3 separate regions of the Homo sapiens genome follow, and regions 2 and 3 are each linked to region 1. The links are chromatin loops, found by intact Hi-C in ENCODE. Cell type or tissue: IMR-90. All regions are shown on one strand. Region 1 has its middle 11 kb from the start of TM4SF18-AS1. Region 2 overlaps CP (ceruloplasmin). Region 3 holds the start of TM4SF18 (transmembrane 4 L six family member 18).

What was found. Peaks named below come from ENCODE experiments on the same cell type or tissue, not always from the same donor. Only the 100,000 strongest peaks of a DNase experiment are listed, where the experiment ranks them.
Region 2: a loop joins it to region 1, with 3 times the contacts of the local background. A loop is called at or near these places in 5 of 110 quality-filtered maps.
Region 3: a loop joins it to region 1, with 4 times the contacts of the local background. A loop is called at or near these places in 12 of 110 quality-filtered maps.

What each region holds. Positions count from the first base shown.
Region 1 is chr3:149,269,761-149,277,760 of GRCh38, reverse strand. It overlaps the pseudogene CPHL1P. Among named protein-coding and RNA genes, the nearest start is that of TM4SF18-AS1, 11 kb to the left of the region's middle. RefSeq lists an enhancer at 7,018-8,000. In IMR-90, a CTCF peak has its summit at 4,453 (motif pointing right); DNase peaks (open chromatin) are centred at 80 and 4,470; H3K27ac peaks cover 167 bases.
Region 2 is chr3:149,175,649-149,183,648 of GRCh38, reverse strand. CP (ceruloplasmin) reads left to right here. Exons shown (of 19, transcript NM_000096.4): 13 at 44-183; 14 at 1,516-1,644; 15 at 3,987-4,093; 16 at 5,018-5,234; 17 at 5,670-5,809; 18 at 7,237-7,399. Among named protein-coding and RNA genes, the nearest start is that of CP, 42 kb to the left of the region's middle. In IMR-90, no CTCF peak of the experiment used is centred here; DNase peaks (open chromatin) are centred at 3,468 and 4,278; H3K27ac peaks cover 1,057 bases.
Region 3 is chr3:149,330,695-149,338,694 of GRCh38, reverse strand. It overlaps TM4SF18 (transmembrane 4 L six family member 18), which reads left to right and starts at 5,059. Exons shown (of 6, transcript NM_138786.4): 1 at 5,059-5,182; 2 at 5,296-5,489. The coding sequence starts at 5,313. TM4SF18-AS1 (TM4SF18 antisense RNA 1) reads right to left here. Exons shown (of 2, transcript NR_186251.1): 2 at 4,943-5,191. RefSeq lists an enhancer at 483-652. In IMR-90, a CTCF peak has its summit at 4,186 (motif pointing right); no DNase peak of the experiment used is centred here.

The sequences.
Region 1 (8,000 bases):
TAATCTGTAGGAGTTATAACCTACTGGAGTAAAGTAAATACCACATGGAAATTTAAGCAACAGTCTGAAGCAGGATGTGGTTTGTTGACAGTCTGTGTCACAGCTGGTAAATTCAGAGAGGGGCATGTTTCTAAGCTGAAATGGTCAGGGAAGTCTTCACTGAGAAGGTGAAGTTTCAGTTGAGCCTTGAAGAATGGGAAAAATTTGGATTAGCCGAGAAAAAGAGAGGCTGAGGGAGGCAAAATCAGACTGGGAAATGGGCACAAATAAGATGAGATAAATTCAGAAAGCACATTATAACAACGAAGGAACAGGAAGTACTGTAAATAACACTTGTTAAATGTTGACTATGCATCAGCTTCCTTGTGTGTCCGCAAGCTCCTCTGTAAGATGGCTGTCATTGAATTTACACAACTTCCTAACTGGTAGGTAATATTATCATTTTATAAATGAAGAAATGAAGTTACATAATTACACATTGCTGATAACTGACAGTGCTAAGAGTCAAACACAGGCTGTCTGATTCCAGGTTTTCTGCATTCTCTCCCACCTCACACTGTGTTCCTAGTAAGAAAACTCCCCAAAGGGAAGGGATCCTATAAGTGAATTTTGGGGACAAATCTGGAATATCAGAGATACCAGATTGGGGCCTAGATTACATGGATAGTCTTAAATGCTAAGAAATTTGAGAATAACTTAATGAAAGTCTTAAATGACAAGAAATTTTAAATTATCATCTAGTAGAAAAACTTGATAAAGGTAGCATTTCAAGAATTTTCCGGGAATGGTACGTAGAATGGACTAAATAGTAAGAAAGTGGAGGCTGGAGACTAGACAGAAGAATATTCCTATATTTTAGGAATAGATAATCATTATCAAGGGACAGTGGATGATGGGCAACCTAACGATCCAGTGTGTTGTGCAACATTTCACCTCACCTGACAATGAAATCCAAAACCACTTGGAATGGAAATGACATATATGTTAATGAAGACAGATAATGTATGTCAGTAGACACAAATGAAAGAAGAAAGCCTGGATTATAAAAGGTAGGCAAGCCCTACTCAGTTAACTTCTCCAGGCTCAGAATTTGAAAATGAAGGCACTTTTACCATTGACCTTTCTGTTTTTTATTAGTTCTCCAGGTTGGGCAATAGATAGGCACTGCTACATAGGCATTGAAGAAAGCATTTGGAACTATGCTCCTTCTGGTAAAAATATGCTCAATGAAAAGCCTTTTTCTGAAGACCTGTAAGTAATCCTTTGCATTTAACAAGTTATTATCTGAAGCAAAAGTTGGTAATTGTTGATCATTGATGAAATGCTGATGAAAACTTTCTCATGATTGACACTTGCAGGACACATATGCCATTAGAACCACTTCGTTTGTTTAGTTCCAACATGGTATGGAAAAGAGGTAGTAATACAAATCCAAAATTGCTCTTTCCTGGAATGATCGCCACTCTTGTCTTCCTGACACGTTATTTTGCAGATCACAGCTAATTCTGTTTATCATTAATTTTGTTCACGTGATAAGGTATAAAACAACACTTTCCTTTTGATATGTGTGTAGCTGTTTTCTCGATTTTTCTCTTCAGATAATTGAGAGAGGGAAATATAGAGGACATGAGTGGGGTTCTGATTTACCACGGTTTAAGAGCAAAACACCTTAATGCTACCAACAAATCCACAAATCCATTTAAATGTGTAAACAGTCCTAAATCATGGGAACTGATCGACTACTTGAATGCTAAAGTAACCTTAAAGTGGGGTTAGAAACATAGACACAGTTCAGTTTAAAGAATTTGGCATGTCTTTTAAACCAAAATGCCACATGTTTTACTTACTACATTTGTATTTGATTTCTTCATTCAGTATTTCAACACTCTTCTCACCAATTATACCTGTTTTTGACTCCCATCACATTTTCTCCAGCCTCTGGGTTTTATCTGCCAAAATTAGGCTGTTGAGCTTCTGACTTTTCATTTAGCTTATTTAACACTTTGTTTCTTTCCAGTCAACATTTGTTAAAGTTCTGTCTTTTTTGTTTGTTTATAGAGAATTTCTACAAGGAGGTCAAGCGAGGAAGAGCTTTGTTTTTAAAAAGGCTTTGTATTTTCAATATTGATACTGATAATACATTTCAAAGGATCATTGAAAAACCATCCTGGTTGGGATTTTTAGGTCCAATGATTAAAGCAGAGACTGGAGACTTCATTTATGTACATGTAAAAAATAATGCTTCAAGAGCTTATAGTTATCATCCTCATGGGCTCACCTACTCCAAAGAAAATGAAGGTAAGCAGATCCTCTTTCCTGAGTTTTGCTTATGGAGAGTATGAGCACATTGCATTAGAAAAAGCCAGGTAATCATGGACTGGTCAGCATTCTGAGCTACGTGGAGTTTAGAGTGGATGCAGACTCTACTTCTGATGTATTTAAAGTTTATACCCAAGACAGTCCTTTTTTAGTTTCTCATCTTAATTGAGTGACAGCCCTTATGCAATTCCTAGGAAATAAAACACTTTTCCCTTACTCACCAGAAAAGAAAAAAAAGGTGTTTTTTTGTTTCGTTTTGTAGGAAACACTCATGAGCTAAATGTTAGGTTGGCAGAAATCCTGTTCTGCCCCCACCTCATTTCCATTTCCTAGTAGATGAGGATCACCCTCTGGGAAGATATCAGTATCAAGAGAAATCACTACTTTCCAGGCAGACTCTTCTCTCCTACACAGCTACAGTCACAGATACATCATGATTTTGGAAAAAAAAAAAAAGGAAGGGAAGAGAAAGCCAACAAATAGGATTTTGTGAGTTTTTGGGAGACAACAAGGAAAGCTAGGAAAACAGAGTTTGGAATTGTCTTTAGTAGAACACAGATATTTTTTCCCAGTGTTTGAAATATGGTTTTTAAAAGGCCTGGCATAAATCTTTAGAAAACTGGAATTTTAGGCCAACTTGATAAGAGTACCACCTATAGCATACGTGCTCCTTCCAACAGAGGCTCTATGATAATACAGGGCAGCGGAAATCCCATATGCCATTCCTTTCATCTGTCATCATTATTTTGCCATGTTACATGACCATCTTGCAATGATTATTGCCCTTTAAATATAGTCTATAAAAAAAAAGAAAAATAGTCTATATTATAGACATATAATGTGAAAAATGTTAACAAGAGTTTGCTTTATTTTTTTACTTTTTAATCAACTCTCAAAACTTGAACTGAGGTTTGATGATTCCGTCAGGGAAGCATGAAGAAGAACTAGAAAACAGGCCTTGAATTAATCCTCTGGACTGAAACAGACTCAGGAAACTGGACCATGACTGGAGCCAGTTCCAGCTGGGCCGCTGGGCAGGAAGAAAGTACAAAACAGTCAGTCATAATTTCTTCATGTTCAGTGTGGAACAGGAGGGTCCCAAAAGAAGAATAGAGAATCAGAGGCTGCTCATGTTTCAAAGTCTTTTATTGAATAAAGGAATTTTATTCATAGTTAGCAGGATCCAGCCACGAGGGGTAAGGATCTGAGGCAACACTTTAGCCAGAGAAGAAGAAAGAAAGGAGAGCAACGGTCCAAAGTCAGAACTGAGGTAATAGTTCAGAGTAACGGCATGGGCCACCTTCGGACTGCAGTGGGCTACTTGGAAGTAACAGGGACACCCTTGGATGCCCTGGGTCCCAAGTCTGACTGGCAATGAAGAAAATATGGAGGGCAACTCGGGAGTCCAGAGGTTACCTCTGCATCTGAGATCTAGGCACATGGTAGGTGCAAAATAAATATTTGTTGAATCCATCAGTAAGAGTGATGATAGCCTATTATATACTGCCTGCCTCATTCCAATTTAGTCTAAAAACTGCAGCCAAGCTGAGCATTCAGGTAGAAGCCAACTAAAGGGGATTTAGGGAGGTAGGAATCTGGGAAATGGTGGGGAGAAATGCACACTTTTTGAGAAATACAAAGTAGCATAATGGAGGAAGCCCGAGTCACATTCAAAATAGTGTTATCCAATATTTACTGTAACCACAGTGCAGAATATGTTTTCTAGGTGCTATCTATCCTGATAATACGACAGGCCTGCAAAAGGAAGATGAATATCTGGAGCCAGGGAAACAATATACCTACAAGTGGTATGTAGAAGAACATCAGGGACCTGGCCCCAATGACAGTAATTGTGTGACAAGAATTTACCATTCCCATATAGACACTGCAAGAGATGTAGCTTCGGGACTTATTGGACCAATACTGACTTGTAAAAGAGGTAACTTTAAAAAAAAATCTCATTGCAGTAAAAGAGTAAACCAGAATGGGTAGGCTGTCCTCTGCTCTCCTAGAGGAATTTTACTATCCAAGGCACTCCATTTTCCTGCCTTAACCTTGGTTTTCCAGTCAAGAATGGAAACTTGCCATCTTGGACTCTGAGCACTAGATGGCGATCTCAAATCCAACCCTCAGTTCAACCAATAATTCAGGTTGGTCACTAGATGGTAGTCAAACCCAATAAACTTCACTTCGGCCATCTTCCTTCAAAATTACTGCCACCTTTTTGTGTTTATGTTTTAAGGTGAATCAGTTAGAATCATCAGTTTATTAATAATTCTTGCAAGGAGGAAGTTTTGCTGATATGTTTCTAACTTGCAAGGGAATATAGAGTTTTGAAAATTCTGATTTGGTTCATTAAAACAAGATCAACAAAGCAACAGCACTAGATTAATTATGAAGTTAATGAGCAAATTTAACTTCCTATGACAATCAAAGTTTAAATTTTAGGTGAACAAACATCTCTCCACAATAAATATTTTAATAATTGCAGTTTCCTATGCCAAACACACATAGTCTCATGATTACAAATTACATTCCTTGGGAGATAACTTTTTTTTTTTTTTGTATTTTTAGTAGAGGCTGGGTTTCACCATATTAGCCAGGCTGGTCTTGAACTCCTGACCTTGTGATCCGCCCGTCTCGGTCTCCCAAACTGCTGGGATTAAAGGTGTGAGCCACCGTGCCCAGCCGGGAGATAACTTTTTAAACCAACTTTGGAAGAGCTTTTTGCCCTTCTCAAAATTGCAAGGAACTCAACTGCATAATGGCAAGATAAAGAATATGTGTTTATTATATTTAACTTAAACATTAGCTATCTAGTCTGAACATTTCCAAACTTTCTCCCTTTTCTTTTTAAACAGTAAGATAACTTAATGCTTTGCATTCTCAAAGGCAAGTATGTGAACTGCCATCAAGCCTTCCTTGGTTGGGTACAGTGGCTCATGCCTGTAATCCCAGCACTTTGGGAGGCCAGGTTGGGAGGATCACTTAAGGCCAGGAGTTTGAGACCAGCCTGGGCAACATAGTGAAACTGTGTCTCTACAAAAAAAAGAAAGAAAAAGAAAAAGACTTTCTCACTTACAGTTATGTTGATTTATGCCCTATGGTTTTAAATATAAGGCTGTTATAAAATATTTGGGACTGATAATAATTTTATAGAATATTATATTTTTATATACTTTTTAAATATTATAACTATTTTATTCCCACTGTCCTAAGCACTTTTCTCTTTTGTTCAATCTAAGCGCACAGAGGGATCTTATCCATTTTGAGTCATTTGTTTCCATCTGTGGGTTAATGAGTCTGAAATCTGTAACTTTGGTTCAAACTCCTTTACTGATAGTCAGGCCTGGCAACTTGGCGTCTCTACTTGGGTGTTTCATCCGTACCTAAATACGTCATATTCCAAAACCCGTCATTTGTTCCTGCCCTGAATCTCTCCCTTCCTTCTGTGTTCCCTGCCTTGGGGAATGGCCCCAGTATGCTCCAATTAGTCACTGGAGACAAAACCTTGGGTAACATTCTTGATACTGCCCTCTCCCTCATCACTTGCTAAATACATCAGTCAAGTCCCGCCAGCTCTACTTCGTACACATCACAAGGTCAGCTCACTTCTCTTCAGCTCCACGAACTCTAACCTAGTTCAGGCCACTGCCATCTTTTTGCTAGGATACCCACAACAGCCTCTTAGCTGCCCCACCAGTCTCTAGTGCTTCCCCTTTCAATTCATCTCCACTTGGCTTTCTGTCTGGGGGGTGAAGGTGGGAGGATGATTCTGAGTCTGTCACTCCTTTGCTTAAAATCCTTCAAGGACTGCTGATTGTTCTGACGATAAAGTCCAAATTCCTTTTATCTTAATTGCTGCCTGGAATCTTCTCTACAGGTACACCCCAGCAAACTCCTCATCCTTTAAATATCAACTGAGGTGTCACTGCCTTCAGAAAAGATTTCCATACCCAAAATTAAATTAACCAGCTCCCAAACACTGAACTCTTCCCTACTATAGAACTTTACACACTATAGTATCTTATTAATTGATGGCGTCCACCCTTGATTGTATGCCCTGCAAGGGTAGATAACTGTCTTGTTCACTTTTATAAACCCAACACTTGTCATAGTACCTAACACATTACAAATATTCAATAAATATTTGTTGAATATAAGCATAGAAGAATAAATAAATTGGTATGAACTAAAGTTATCCTTCGTTTGAGGAAACACAAATTTTTAGACTTTGAACAATCTCACGCGATAATGGTCATCAGATGCAGACACTGCAGAAAGTTACTGATTTGATGTAAAGATGAGTATGGATTCTTTAAATATGGCTTCATATAGGTAATATGCTTTTTTAAGTTTGTTGTAAACTTTACAAAAACCGACATCCCACATCGCAAACATTTACCTTTTTCACGTGCCCTAACAATTAACAAAACTGTAGATCGTAAAAGTAGTTGTATCTGTAACAATGGTTCTAATTAATGTCTACATGAAAAGTAAGAAATGTGTTTTTTGTTTCAGGGACACTGAATGGAGACACTGAAAAAGATATTGACAGGTCTTCTTTTCTGATGTTTTCTACAACTGATGAAAGCAGAAGCTGGTATAGTGATGAAAATATTCGTGCATTTACTGAATCTGGCAAGATTAATACTAGTGATCCCCGTTTTGAGGAGAGCATGAGCATGCAATGTACGATTAAAAGAACTTTCTCATACATAATATCTTATAATTCTAACTTCTATGATCGTATTCAGTCATTTCCCTTTGTTCAAGTTTATTTAGTTGAGTTTATGTTTTTCAGCGTTTCAATCAGAGTATACTGGGTTGACATGCAAATGCAAATCACTAGTAAAGCCTGCTCATTCCCTAAGTCCAATAGCAAGTAAAGTTTGGTCAATATTTGTTTTCTGAAGTCTCATACTGATTTAAAATAGACAGTAAAAACCTAAGAAAGACGTAACTTTAAGTAATAAAATATGGAATAACAAAGACATAATTGACCAAATATTTTATGAATATGTGTTTTTATCCAACATAGAATTTTTCAGAAATGATGTCATCATAATCCGTCACCCTTATCCTTGGTTTCTTCTCTCATGAACTTAGTTTCTATTTTTTTCCCCTTTTCACTGCTTCCTGCCTTTCAGGAACTTTTTCTCCTCTTGCCTTTAAACCTTTGTGTTCCCCTCACTTCTCATCATACACAATGCATATGGACTCCTTTCCCATGAAACACAAATCAGATGTTATAGATTATGTGTGAGAACAATGTTGACATTGTGAGGTTTATATTAATATGATGAGGAAATACACAGAATTTTTACCAGGTGGCACTGATCTATCATGCCTGATTGATTAATATACATTTGTTTTCAGCAATAAATGGATACATCTATGGAAATCTGCCCAATCTCACCATGTGTGCTGAAGATAGGGTCCAGTGGTATTTTGTTGGCATGGGTGGCGTGGCTGACATACACCCCGTCTACCTCCGCGGACAAACTCTGATCTCTCGGAATCACAGAAAGGACACCATTATGCTCTTCCCCTCCTCACTGGAAGATGCCTTCATGGTGGCCAAGGCCCCTGGAGTGTGGATGCTGGGATGCCAGATACATGGTAGTGATCTATTACTTTTGCGTGATACAGAGTCAGAGAACTTCCAAGGTCATAGCCCA
Region 2 (8,000 bases), 94 kb after region 1:
TTCATTAAGACAAATACTAACCTTAGTTGTTTTTTTTTTTAAGTGTTTCAAATGCATTTTTAGATAAGGGAGAGTTTTACATAGGCTCAAAGTACAAGAAAGTTGTGTATCGGCAGTATACTGATAGCACATTCCGTGTTCCAGTGGAGAGAAAAGCTGAAGAAGAACATCTGGGAATTCTAGGTATGTTAATATCTCCAGTTTATCAGGTGTGGGTTAATGATGTGATGCTACCTGCAGTAACCGTCAATTCATGTCTATGGGTTTCATTTTCTTGGTTCATATATCAAAGTTGTTCAAATAAAAATTTAAAAATTAGTTATCTAATGAAATAAGACTGATGTTTATTAAATAATATGACATAGTAAAATATTACTTATTTCTCTTGGAAACTATGTATTGTCCCGTATACTGATGAAATTATATATATTTTATCAAATTGATGCCTGTAGTTTTAGTGAAGTTCCCAGAAACTATTTTCTAATGAAATTCTGTTTTTTGACAGAGTCTCACTCTGTCGCCCAGGATGGTGTGTAGTGGTGTGATTTCAGCTCACTGCAACCTGCCGCTCCTGTGCTCAAGTGAGTCTCCCACCTTAGCCTCCCAAGTAGCTGGGACTACAGGGATGGGCCACCACGCCTGGCTAATTTTTGTATTTTTAGTAGAGATGAGGTTTCACCATGTTGGCCAGGCTGGTCTCAAACTCCTGGCCTCAAGTGATCCGCCCACCTCAGCCTTCCAAAGTGCTGGGATTACAGGCGTGAGGCACTACACCTGGCCCTAATAAAATTCTTAACCAATTTATCCCCATTATCCTACCCATTCCTCTCAAATTACAGCTATTTACTTTTAAAATTAAAATATAAATGATTAATTACAAGAAGAAATATACAAAAGGAAATTAATTACAACAGGAAATAAAAGAAAAAATGATACCACGCACAAAGCAGGGGCAAAGCTGCCTTCAATTTTTTAGGACTCACTTTAAGACAGAATGTCTAGAACTCGAGCAACACTGGTCTTGAGACATTTCTTTAAAACTATCAATTGCAGGGACCCCCACTCCCATCCCCACCCCACTGTGTTCCCATACTGTCAGCATTCCCCTGAGGCTTGGTTATCCTCAACCCCTAGACTAAGACACCAAGGCAAAATGGCATTGTTGCTGGAGCACAAAAATCCTACCAGACAAGAGACAAGCTAAGATTGGATAAAGGGTAGAAATGAGAGGGGTATAAATGACTCCTGGCCAGATATCCAACCCACCATGATTAGACCGGTACTCTGCAAAGGACTTTCAGGCCAAACCTCCCCTAGAACTCTTAAGAGATAAACAAATGGTCTCCATTTTTATTTCCAGTGTATTGATTCCAAATTCCCTGGGACGCAGTATAAATCCAAGAGTATTATACCACAAACCCATGGGGGAGAGAAACAAGTTATCTTTGCTGATCTTTGCTTTTATTACTAAGTTAGACCTTCTGATTGGACACTCTTCCTCTTCACTTTTGCCAGGTCCACAACTTCATGCAGATGTTGGAGACAAAGTCAAAATTATCTTTAAAAACATGGCCACAAGGCCCTACTCAATACATGCCCATGGGGTACAAACAGAGAGTTCTACAGTTACTCCAACATTACCAGGTACTCACGGGGGCGGGGGTGGGGGTGGTGCATTTTAACAGGCTGTACAGCCTTTCCACAGATTACTCTCATCATAGAGAGTCTGGACCAAGAAAGTGAAAAGGGAGGTAGTTGTGAAGAGGGGATGCAAGGAGGTGTCTGTGTGTATGCAAGTACATGCACATGCTTGTACTAAAAAAAAAAGTCCACAGGAGAGCTTAAGAGAAAAACCTGAAGGTAGTAGACATCTATGAATCCTCAAGCGTGAATCAGAGAGATGCTGTCTCCTCGCTCAGCTAGAACACAGCTCAAATGGCATCTACCACACCATATGTGGCTGGATGTTCCCATGCCTGTCTCTAGCACATGTGGTTCTAAGGGCCAGAGGCTGCCACTTGGAACTCTAAATTCCCCCTATCTAGTACAGTATCTGGCATATATTAGGAGATCATCAAATGTTTCTTTAATAAACATAGAGTAAAATCTTGAACAGATTATATACATAGGTGAGCATTTTCTTTAATAAGAACCATATTTTTCTTCTATTAGTTGTAAAGTTGGCTTCCAGGAAAATACTATTTCTCAATAACTTAGCAGGGTGTAGCAAGGGTGCTATTTTAGGTAGAGAGGTCAGGAGGGCTTCCTTGAGGAGGTGGCATTGCTGAAAACACCTAAAGTTTGAGAAGTAATGAAATTCAGGTAATTGTGCACGAATTGATTCTAGGCCCCGAAGACAGGAGCAATGCCTGGTGTGTGTGAGCAGCAGCAAGGCAGCCAGAGGCTAAAGAAAAGCACACAAGGGACAGAATGCTAGAGATGAGATCCAGGGAGAGCAGGGGCCAGATGGAGTAGGGAGGACCTCAGACTCGAGATTTAAGACTGATGTTCTGATGGACACCTTTTAAGGGGCTGTTGGTGATGTGTGGTTAAGTGACCCTAAGGGGGCAAGGACAGAATCTGGGGTCAGTTAAGGACCACTGCAATAATCTGGGTAAAATCATCATCATCATCATCATCATCGAGATTTGGAATATGGTGGAAGCGGCTGAAGTGGTGAGATGTTATCATATTCTGGTTCCATTTTAAAGGTGGTACTAAAAGGACCTGCTGGAAAATGGGCACTAGGGAGTGTTAGGGAAGAGAGGAGTCAAGCATGACCCCAAGGTTTTGGGCACTGACCACTGGTGGAAGAGCAGGTTGTAAAGGGGTGTGGAAAAGAGAAGAAAATGTTATTTTGCAGCTTATGAGAATAAGTAAAAGCAGAGATGGCCAGACAGTAATATGTGCAGGTGGTGAATCAATACTTTATATTCTAGTGAAATTTTCTGCTTAGAAAAAGGGTGAGGACATAGGAACAGCTCAGACTGAGGCTTGAAGAAAAAGTAAGACGTCTACCACATCACTTGAGACCATCTCTGTTGTCTTGCTTGATTCTCTAGTGAATGTCTGTTGGACTCTGGCAGGTTAGTGTGATAGCATGAATATGTAATGGTGTGGTCTAAATAAATGGGATGGAAAATGAGTGTGGCTGGGATTGGTGAGTGGGCATGGCCAAAAGTTGAGGCCTGTGAGCAGTTGCACAGGAAGCCCTGAGGTGAATGGAAACGCAGATCAGACTGGAGAAAAGCCTAGAGCACATGGGAAAAGGGTAAGAGCCTTGGCAAAGCAGGAGGGTGAAGCAACTGGTCGTCTTCAAAATGCCAAGGCCGAGGGTGTGGTTATGTCCTGTATGTGGGAGTAGTGACAAAACAGCACATGGTGTGATAGAATGAGATGGACTGGAGGGGGAGGTAAACATAACTGTGTCAAGTCGGTGACTCATGAGATCAAGAGGTCTAACGGCTCCTCGCCAGGAATCATGAGCTCACTAAGGATGATCATGAGAGAGGACAAGGAAAGGAAGCCAATGCTGAAGCTGAGGGAATTACACAAAATAGTCCAGATACACACATGCAGAGATTACGGGAAAGGTGCCAGCCACTGGGGAAAAATCACTTGGTATCTGAAGAGAAAAAAGTATATTAGGAAAACACACTTCAAGCTAAGAAGAGATTGGTTGCAAAGTTTTTTCAAATTGTAATATTGAAGTACACACCTCCTAGCTTTGTGGTATGGCAAGTGGGTTATAGCTAATTTAAAATTAACCCAAAAAATGACAAAATTTTGTCTTCCAGTTCATCTTAAAACTAAATTCCTGAAAACAATCTTGAGTACCACAATTTTTAAAAACTAATTACACTGACATTTCCAGTTCCTGGGTCCTAGTTATCAAGGCTGTGTGTGTGTGTGTGTGTGTGTGTGTGTGTGTGTGTGTACAATATAAACCAAATACAACCAGATCCATTAACACTTGATGAATTTAGGTGAAACTCTCACTTACGTATGGAAAATCCCAGAAAGATCTGGAGCTGGAACAGAGGATTCTGCTTGTATTCCATGGGCTTATTATTCAACTGTGGATCAAGTTAAGGTAAAATACAAATCATTTGTTTTGTGACACTTCCCAAAATAGACACACAATTGAAGGAAGACAAGGTTAGTGTTTTCCTGTGGTCCAATTCTACGTTAAAATCCTAGGAAAATAAACTGTTTGCAATCTACTTTAGCAACTATGCTGCTACCTATGACACACAAGACAAAAATCTAACATTTCCTAATATGATACAGCTCAAAGGCCTTTCAAGATATTTGGGAAGTTTAGATTTTTGTCTTGTGGGTCACAGGTAGCCACTGAAAAATTGACCAAGAATGGCAGTATATTTGCATTTCAGATCCTTCATTCTGGTGGAATGAAGGAAGGCTTGGAGGGGGAAGAGACTGGAGGTTGGGAGGCCGTTGTAATACGTGAGGCAAATTTCAAGGACCTCTACTGTAAGGAGGGAGAAAAGAAATGGAGTCGGTTATAGATAGGTGGGTGAAGTGCCTGAGTGAGCCGGGGGAAGTAGCTCCTTGATAATTCAGTGTTCTGGCTCAAACAAATGAGTAAATCTGGTATTTGTGGTCCTATTTATTATTACACATTTCATTCATCTATGGATTTTTAGGGACTGCCATAGCGCTTGGCTCACACTCAAGAGTTCATGAGTTTATGGAACAAACCAACACTGTTCATTTGGGATTCTTTTAAAATCACTGCTCATTAGCTGAGCTAATTTTTGCCTCTGCAGACATTTCTGTTATGTCAGCATCACCCACATGACCTACCTACTACTCACCATTGTTCCAATTTAACTACTTCAAGTGAAAAGTTACTAAATTGGCAGTACCACATTGGGCAAAGTCTGTTACTTCAATTGGTCTCTCCAAAATTCCTGAGGCCCTGGGTGCAAAGTCTCAGTTCTCTGAAATCCTGACCTAATTCACAAGGGTTACTGAAGATTTTTCTTGTTTCCAGGACCTCTACAGTGGATTAATTGGCCCCCTGATTGTTTGTCGAAGACCTTACTTGAAAGTATTCAATCCCAGAAGGAAACTGGAATTTGCCCTTCTGTTTCTAGTTTTTGATGAGAATGAATCTTGGTACTTAGATGACAACATCAAAACATACTCTGATCACCCCGAGAAAGTAAACAAAGATGATGAGGAATTCATAGAAAGCAATAAAATGCATGGTATGTCACATTATTCTAAAACAATTTTTCTACTTTTTTATCATTTTCTCTTTCAAATAAAATTATTTTGGAGACCATTCATTTGTTTTGTCTTAAAATAAACCACTTCTGCCTCACTTTGTATGTCAGGTAGAATCCTGTTCAAAACAAAAAGGGGACTATGTTCAAAATCATTTGCTAATTTATTTTCCAATTCCAAAATCTCATTTCCTTTGAAATAATCCAAAACTAAGATTAAGGCTTTTGGTGCAAAGTGCCTAGAAAAGCAATGTGATATTATTGACTTTAAAGTATCCATTTCTCTCATTTGTAGTAAAATAAGTCCTATTACATCAAAAAGATTCTTTACATTAACCTAATAATCATATTTTCTTTGAAATAGCTATTGGTTTAAAATATCCTGAAAAGTAACATAAAACCATATGCTTTCCCTAGCTATTAATGGAAGAATGTTTGGAAACCTACAAGGCCTCACAATGCACGTGGGAGATGAAGTCAACTGGTATCTGATGGGAATGGGCAATGAAATAGACTTACACACTGTACATTTTCACGGCCATAGCTTCCAATACAAGGTAAGAGCTATCCATGGCAATTACTCTTGCTCTGTTTGAAAATGTTTTAATACAAGTGAAGAAAATATTTTCTCAGAGAGACTTATGAAAAAAAGCTGCAAAGAGTACAGCCGGTGCTTCATATCCGTGGATTCCCCACCCAGGATTCAATCATGGATTGAAAATATTCAGGAAAAAATAATTCCACTAAGTTCCAAAAAGCAAAACTTGGATCTGCTGCACTGAGTACTATGTTGAATCCATGCAAATGAAATGATATGTAGGCACTGTATTAGGTATTATAATAATCTAGAGATGATTTAAAGTATATGGAAGGATGTGCATAAGTTAAATGGAAATATGCCATTTTATATAAGGGACTTGAGCATCCATGGATTTTGGTATGGGGGCATTCCTGAAACCAATCCTCCATAGATACTGAGGGATGCCTATATAAGGCACAGCAATTTCAATTGACACACTAGCCTTTGTTACACATTGAGCTCTTCCTAGGATTTGCATTTTTAACTGAATTTTCATGGAGTTCTGCTCAGATTCCTGATTAAGGCAACTGAGCGGAATTGCTAACAAAGAGGGTAGGAATGTTCACATAATGATGGATGAGAGTAGAGACCACAACAAGACTTTATTATAACCCTTGCCCTGCCTGTTCTAAGTTCTGTATCTTAAATGGCCCATGGTGAGCAAGATCAGTTAGGTGACAAGCAACTGGTCTGTACATCTCAATCTTACTTCTATTCTTTCTCAGTACTGATTTCAGCAGAAGCCAGTGGCCCTCCTGGAAATGCTTTTTCCTTATGCTTTGGGCTAATTTAGAAAAGGCAGAAGTTATCAAAAAGCATACTGCAGAAAGCCTGTTTTGTTACCTGCATTTTGTTTTACATAGATATATTGTATTCTTAGTGGGCTTTCAATTCTATCCTTGCAGAAATAGACTATTGTCACCCAACTACTGTTTCCAGCCGAGACTCCCTGAAGTGCCTCTGGTTTTTGTCGTTTTCATCAGCCTCCTTTTCTGCTTCCTTTATTATTTACCTTGACTTAAAGCTTCAGACAAGCTAGGACAGATTCAGGCAAAAGTGAGGCTAGGGCTGAAATGGGGCCACAGCTGAGTTCCTTTTGTGTAGCTTAAGTGCTATGACAAACAGGCAAACCAGAATCAAGGTACAGGAGGTTTGTAGGTAGTCCTGATTGATGAATTCATTCTCATCACATCTTTCTTTCACACCCACTTGATGTGGATACCAAAGACTTATTAGGAATACAAAAACCACATTTTACCATTTGTATTAAACACAGAAACGAGCTCGATTTTTTAAAAACAGATTTATCCATTTTTTCAATATCCCTGAGCTGAACATTAACAAATGACATGAGTGAACTCTCATATACAATATTATACATTATTTGTCATTTTTCTAATTAAGCACAGGGGAGTTTATAGTTCTGATGTCTTTGACATTTTCCCTGGAACATACCAAACCCTAGAAATGTTTCCAAGAACACCTGGAATTTGGTTACTCCACTGCCATGTGACCGACCACATTCATGCTGGAATGGAAACCACTTACACCGTTCTACAAAATGAAGGTGAATATCCAGGTAGTAATTCTAGAAGCCATATATAAAAGATATAACTAAAGGAACTACTTTGCCTAAATACTTCCCCCAATATGATGCATCAATATGAAGCATTTGTGAATCTGCTGCCCTGATTTCTTCCTTCTCTACCTCCAAACAGGATTTTTTTCCTGCTAAATGGTGAGGGATACTGCTCATTTCCTGACAGCCAGTACTTGTAACAGCACCAGTCATTTCTAAGTTAATACAAATGTGTAATTATACTTAAAGCTGATATAAGGGAGTAGTCATGTTATTTACCAAGAAACAAACCATTATTTACATAAGACACATTTAGAATCTAATTTCTTTCTTAACAAAAAACAATTTTTTTTCTAGGTGGCACCTCCATGTAAGAGAAGCCCAAGACAACCCCAAATAATATAATTTCAAATAGGCAGTGTCTTTTCTGTGCTTCCAAGGGGAAGGAGGAACCTTACCGATAATTGTTTGTGAAAGATCCAGGGAAGAAACAAAATTTAAATGCACTGCTCCCCAACCCCTGCAATAACCCTCCCCATGTGTAGGTACACACACACACACACACACACACACTTAAAATGGAGAAAAA
Region 3 (8,000 bases), 61 kb before region 1:
TTAGTGTTATTGTAAGAATTCATTTTTCGGCTTTTTGTTTTTAATGCATGTGAAAACTTCTAGCACAGCGCCTCCACATAGAAGATACTCAATAGATGTCAATTTATCGTAGTTAATTGGAAGGAGACCCTGACTGAGAGTGACAGCTCACTTCACTGACACTGAAGATTCCTGGGAGCCACAGCACTTTTACAAAGCAGACAATGCTCAATGATTCTGCTCCCCACAAACATTAACAAAATGTAATCTTAGTCACTGCTCTCCAAAGAGCAAAATATTGACAATAAAAAGTTTTTTTTAAAGTCAAATCTCAATTAAGTTAAACCTCCTTAGAACCTTGCAAGTATGTCTAGTAGAACACAGCTACTTCTGGGTTTCCTGGTAGCCAATGACCCCCTTCAGCGATTATTCTGCTCCCACCCTTTCTTAATTCTCGTTTCAGTGCCTGTTAGAACCTCTATGAGAGAAGGTTTCACATCGAGGAAAACGAAGAGCCAAATCAAACATTTTCATTTTTTTTTAAATTCTGCTTAAAAATCACTGGGAAGGGGAGTGGTGACTATTGGATTAAGAAACTGTAAATTTCAATGCTAGATGATATTTCCATCTCCCACCTGCAGTTCAGTCCCCCTCAAGGTTACTTTCTTTTTTTAAAAATTTATTAAGTAATTAGTTTATTTTTTATTATTATACTTTCAGTTCTAGGGTACATGTGCACAACGTGCAGGTTTGTTACATATGTATACATGTGCCATGTTGGTGTGCCGCACCCATTAACTCGTCATTTACATTAGGTATATCTCCTAATGCTATCCCTCCCCCTGTCCCCCACCCCACGACAGGCCCTGGTGTGTGATGTTCCCCTTCCTGTGTCCAAGTGTTCTCATTGTTCAGTTCCCACCTATGAGTGAGAACATGCAGTGTTTGGTTTTCTGTCCTTGCTATAGTTTGCTGAGAATTATGGTTTCCAGCTTCATCCATGTCCTCACAAAGGACATGAACTCATCCTTTTTTATGGCTGCATAGTATTCCATGGTGTATATGTGCCACATTTTCTTAATCCAGTCTACCATTGATGGGCATTTGGGTTGGTTCCAAGTCTGCTATTGTGAATAGTGCCACAATAAACATACATGTGCATGTGTCTTTATAGCAGCATGATTTATAATCCTTTGGGCATATACTCAGTAATGGGATGGATGGGTCAAATGGTATTTCTAGTTCTAAATCCTCCCTCAAGCTTATTTTCTTTCATTCCTTGAAGAGTCTAGCACCTGGCTTTCTAAATGTAGTCATTCTCTCCCAAACTGACATTGTCTAATTTTTTATTTTAGTATTCATTATAAATGATAATTCCAATACACTTCCCTTTCCATTCCTTTTCACCAGTCATCTTGTCCTCCACCTCCCTACACTACTCACTCCTAGGATCACAACTTGTGTCAGTCTGCTAGGACTGACATAACAAAACACCACAGACTGGGTGACTTGAACAAAAGACATTTATTTTCTCACAGTTCTGGAGGCCAGAATTCCAAGGTCAAAGCAGATTTGTAAGTTATGTGCCAAATCTCAAAGCAGATTTGTAAATTATGTGCCAAATCTGTGTTGGCAGATTGGTTTCTCCTGGGGCCTTTCTCTCTTTGGCTAGCAGATAGCCACTTCTCACTGTGTCCTCACACAGTCTTTTCTCTTTGCACCCCTGGAATCTCTTTGTGTGTCCAAATTCCCTCTTTTTATAATCTGATTGGATTATCCCCACCATGCTGTCCTCATTTTAACTTCATCATCACTTTAAAGGCCCTATCCAAATACAGTCACGTTTGAGATTATGGGGGGTTAGAACTTCAACATGTGCATTTAGGAGAGACATGATCAGCCCATAACACACCTCCAGACTTTTTCTTCGCCTATTCCTGAAACATCTCTAAAATCTCAAATTCCAGCATCACACTTCTCAATCACTACTTCCTCTCTTTCTAGCTCACTCTGTGTGTTACCTAAAACCAGTAATTTTTCAGCCACACTGGGACACACAATTTACAAATCCAGTGCCTCTTTTACTATTTCTCACACTCCCTCACGTCCTTACTTCCCTCCTTACTCAGCTTAAGTTCCACAGTCCATCATTATAACCATTCACTTGCATACATTCTTGAATCCTTTGCCCATCCCTCTCTTCATGGTATCTGCCTGGCAAAGTCCCAATCCTGGTTGACTCCAGCTTTCTTCCTACTTGCTGGCTACACCTCTGCCACTGAACCTTACTAGGAAAAATACCCAAGTCTCCTGTCCAGTCTCACTATCCATTCACGGTCACAGACTCAAGTGGTCCCTCAGCACCTGCCACATTTCTCTAGTCTGTTCATTCTCCCACTTTCCAAGCCAACTGTTTGAACTTCTCCTCTCTTCCTTTAAACCTTTAACACCCTCTCCCCATCCTCATTCTCAGCTGATAAAATTGCCTCCTGTTTCCCTGAGAAAACAGAAGTATAATAATCAGAAGTTCCCGCTAACCACCTCCAAGCCCATTGCTATGTTCTCCTTCTGTTCTGTTGCTGACACTGACCTGCCCTGCTGCTATCTAAGGTAAGCTCCTCCATCTGTTCACACACTCCCACCCTTTCTCACCTACTCAAGGAGCCTGTGCCAGCAATCCTCTCCTTTATCTCCTTTATGGTAAATACCTACCTACCCTCCCTCATACCCCTTCCCACAACAGTATACAAATATGCTACCATTTTTTCCATTAATTTTTGTCCCTTGACTTCTACTTTTCCTCTAGCTGCTGCCCCATTTCTCTGCCCTCCTTTACAGCAAAACTCTCCAAAAGAGTTACCTCATCTATTTCCAATTTCTCTCCTCCCATTCTCTCATGAATCCACTGCAGATGGACTCTCATCTCATCTCTAACTCACCAAGAAAGCTCCTCTTATGAAGGCCACCAGTGACCTCCACGTTGCTCAACCCAATAGCCGATTCTCAGTTCTTTCGTATGATGTGCCCTTTGGCAGCATTTAACTTTGTTGATCACGCCTTCTTCTTCTTAGAAAGTCACCTTTGAGAATAAGCTCCTGATCTTCATTTCTGGCTCACTGGCCATTTCTCAGTATCCTTTCTGCCTTCCTCTCATGTCCCTAAACTCAGTCCTGGGCTGCCCAGGATTTAGTCCTTGGGTCTCTTTTCTATCAACATGCATTTCCTTAGTGTCTCATGGGTTTAAATACCATTTATATGCTGACAACTGTCACATTTATATGTCACCCAGACCTCTTCCTTGAACTTCATATTTGTATATCCAGCTGCCTAGTTGACATCTCCACTTGGATTTCTAAAAGGTATTTCAAAACTTAGCACATTCGAAACTGACCATATCATTCCTCTTCTCCCAACCCTGCTCATTCAGCTGACTTGCTCATTTCTGTTAATGACAATTTTATTCTCCCAGTTTCTCGGGCCCAAATGATGTCGTCTTTGACTTCTCTCTTTCTCTTATACCCACATCCAATCTGCCACCAATCCTGTTGGCACAAGCTTCAAAATATATCCCAAATCCAGCTTCCTTTTTTTTTTCTTTTATTATTATACTTTAAGTTTTAGGGTACATGTGCACATTGTGCAGGTTAGTTACATATGTATACATGCGCCACGCTGGTGCTCTGCACCCACTAACTCGTCATCTAGCATTAGGTGTATCTCCCAATGCTATCCCTCCCCGCTCCCCCCACCCCACAACAGTCCCCAGAGTGTGATGTTCCCCTTCCTGTGTCCATGTGATCTCATTGTTCAATTCCCACCTATGAGTGAGAATATGCGGTGTTTGGTATCCAGCTTCCTTTTACCACCTCTGCTGCTACTACCATCATGATCCGAGTCATCATTATCTCTTACCTGGATGGTGGAAATGGCTTCAGAACTCATCTCTATCTCCTCCACACCCTTTACCACCTATTTACAACACAGCAGCCAGAGTGAACCTTTTAAAACATCAAGCACAGTGCCTGCCACATAAGAGATGCTCAATGAATGCTCAACCAACAATGTTATTCTCTTCCCAATCATCCCAGGAACTCTAGTAAATATGATTTTATGCTGCTTCTATGTGACTGGAAAAAACGTCTAATGCCCAGATTTTTTGATGCACTTAGATCAAAAGCACTAGAGGGAAAAAAAACCATATCCACAAGGGGGTGCCAAGAAACCTCTTTGGAACCTGGACTGCTAGTTTCTTTCTTTCTTTCTTTCTTTCTTTCTTTCTTTCTTTTTTTTTTTGAAACAGAGTCTTACTTTGTCACCCAGGCTGGAGTGCAGTGGAACGATCTCGGCTCACTGCAACCTCCGTCTCCCAGGTTCAAGTGATTTTCCTTCCTCAGCCTCCAGAGTAGCTGGGATTACAGGTGCCCAGCACTATGCCAGCTAATTTTTGTATTTTTAGTACAGATGGGGTTTCACCATGTTGGCCAGGCTGGTCTTGAACTCCTGACCTCAGATGATCCACCCGCCTCAGCCTCTCAAAGTGTTGAGATTACAGGCTTGAGCCATTGCGCCAGCCCTACCTTTGTTTTCTTAATAGTAGGAAAAATATGCCTTTATTTCTGTTATGATTTTTCAGAGAGGTAGAGATAATAGATGCAAACTCTTGGAAGGAAAGCTGTACTGATCTAACCAAGATATTTTGTTTTTCTCATCCACCAGTCACTTTCTCAGTCCTTTCTTATCCCTTGCAATTTGAACAAAGCTTGGTGAATAGTGTGCACACAAAAAGCACACTAGGTGAAAGACAGATACATAAAAAGGGTAAAGTCAGGATATTTTAACAAACCTATCAAGCTCTAAATATAAGCCTCCTTGGTAGTTTTCTCTTTAACCCTCTCTCCACTGTTGGATGAAATTTGCTGCATTCAATTCCAGTTCCCACCCCAACTTCCTTCTTAACACAAGGTCAGGGTTAAGCCTTCGGTGCTTTAATCCAGAGGAAAATTACTTATTTTAAAAAGCAGTGAAAAACACCGCATTCCTTTGGCACAGGATGAAGACCAGCTCAGCTCTTCAGTTGTTGATCATTGTCTATTGTTCTCCAAACAGTAAACCAGTATTTCACACTGAGATTGTCGGCTGCGGGTATATTCCAATTCCCCGTCTCCTCATGAATATGAAGTGAAGGGCTCTGACCCTGGAAGTGGTAGGTAATCTCAAAAAAAAAAAAAAAAAAGAGAGAGAGAGAGAAAAAAAAGGTCAGGTAGGAAGAAGAAAAATAGACTTTCTGTGACTGTATACTCTTGAAATCTCCCGCAGGTTCTAAGCAGGGCAAAATGGGGTCTCGGAAGTGTGGAGGCTGCCTAAGTTGTTTGCTGATTCCGCTTGCACTTTGGAGTATAATCGTGAACATATTATTGTATTTCCCGAATGGGCAAACTTCCTATGCATCCAGCAATAAACTCACCAACTACGTGTGGTATTTTGAAGGAATCTGTTTCTCAGGCATCATGGTAAGTATGAATTTGGAGACTTGGGAGAGAAGGGGGAGTTGTAATTGAGACTTACCTTGTAACTAGTAGAAGTAATGAATAATGGAAAAATCATTCTGCTAATCTTGGGTGTAGGATTTGAAAGAGGGATGGGGGTGAAGGGGCAGGTAATCTGCTGGCATTTGGGACATAGCTCTGTTTTCAATAAGCTGCTCAGCAATGCAGCCTCAGTAATGCAGGAAATTAGTCCTAATGAAAGTCTGTGGGACACTGGCCTGTAAAAACAGTATGTTCTCATGAACCCTGCATATCAATTTAAGCTATTTGATCTTCAGTGGCATTACTGTTTTCTAGAACAGATTTTCTGTCTGCACTCATGTTTTTCTAGCTTGAAGGGGCATTAGGACAGCATGAAAAAAAAGCAGAGACTTGGCTATTCAGACAAACCTGCATGTAAATCTAAGCTCTGTCATTTGTTCCATGAGACCTTCAGCAAGTTACTCAGTATCTTTGAGCCTCAGTGTTCTAATGTGAAAAATGTGAATAATGGCATTTACTTTTAAAGATAAAATATATATAAAGTGCCCAGGAGAGAGACTGACATGTAGTAGATAGCCAGTGACTGTTGTAATTATGATTATTAAAGAATGAGCTGTGTCATCATTAAAATAGTCCTACATTAGACCCTAATAATGGAGGGAGTTTTTGAAAAGTAAATTGAATTATCAATGGCAAGAATCCATGAACGTTTTCCTGATGACTTTGTGTTCTTTAAAAATAAACAAACTGAGAGTAAATCATGTTGGCAACTCAGAGGAAAAGACAATTTCCTGGTCAAGTCATTTCTAAAAATAGTGCATTATGGACTGTAAGCTAATCAGACCACCAATAATGTAGAAGAAAATTCATTATAATCTATTTCTACATCTTTTAGGGGTTTTTAATTATTATATTTGAATAGCTGTGTTGTAAAGCAATTTTCATTTAGTTATTCATTTTGCACATTAAATTAATAAACTTTAAAATATTAATATCCAATGCTATTGATGTTGCTATGAAATAAGTACATAACTAATATTGGCTGCACTACAAATAAATGTCAGTCTTTTCGGGAAGAGTTTGGTATAATATATCAAGATCCATGAAAATGCTTATGTCGTTTGACTCAGTAATCCTACATCTCATCATTTTTTCTGAGGAAATCATCCAAAATAAGGGAAGAGCTATGTGTGCAGATGTTTGTGGCTGCATTGGTATAATAGTAAATAACTAGAAGAAGCATCTTACAGAGAAGTAGCAAAATAAATTATGGTACATTCACTTCATACAGTGGTGAAAATTATAATTATGAAGATGTAACAACGTGGAAAATGCACATTATTTCATGTTAAGTGAAAAGAGACACAATAACATTGTGGGTAAATTACTATTGCAGCTGTGTCAAATAGACATATGTGGGAAAACACCAGAAATAAATGCATGAAGACTCACGAGGGTGGTGGAATTATGTGTACTTTACCTCCATTATTCTTGACTCCTCTGTATTGCAGTTATATTTTAAAACAAAAAAAGAAGGCAGTGTCTCTTTCAACAGTTGATGCCTGAGCAATAAGACTACAGGCTCTAGGTCAAATTATCTCTATCAATATTGTAATGAAGCTGGTTACTATGCTTTGGCCTTGTCTCATCATTGTTTCCCTCAATATGCAATTGCAATAGATGGAAGAGTTGCAAGACATAACTAAGATTAGACCAGAATTTCTTTCAATCTGTCATAACTAACGATGTGGAAAGGAGGGGAATATAGGACTCTTTTGCTTATATTCCATGTAAAAATTAAAACTAGGAAAAGAAACCTGTTCTCTATTTTTTTCATCTTCCAGGAATTATTAAAATATATTACTATAACTGCATCAAATCCTTTTAGGAGAAAGGAGAAGAATATAGGTAAATAATTAAATGAACAAAAAAATTAATGAAAGCTGAAGAAATTTGGAAACTAGAAACATTGGCTACGAAGAGTAAAATAACAGTGAACTCAGCTGTGGGATTCAGTCCTAAATAGTGAGAGTAAAAAAATGGGTGGAGAATTTCCCATAAGCAATTCATGATCTGTATCTAGTCTAACCAGAAATTATAATGAAATTATAATGGTAAAGAAATACATGTTCTTTCCAGAGCTCTGGCCTTTTGCCTAAAATAAAATTTAAAAAAAGGAAATAAGATGCATTGATTCTCCCACTTTGTTGGCTTGATACAGACAAAACACATTGAAACAATTTAAACCTGAGATGGTTTGAATGCATGGGGAAATTGAAGTCACTTTAAAGAGATATGGTTTCAGATTAACTGAGCCTCTCACCTCCATTCCCAGAGGACAGTAAATGAAGAGAGGCTGGCAAACTACCAAGCCTGCTGAATGATTTTCCTTGGTTCTCCACAACTGAGTCATTGAGAAAGGCAGGTTTTGCTGCCCAGGGTGGTATTCTCCTGTCCATCCATTTACTTCTCCTTAATCATTAGCTTTTGATG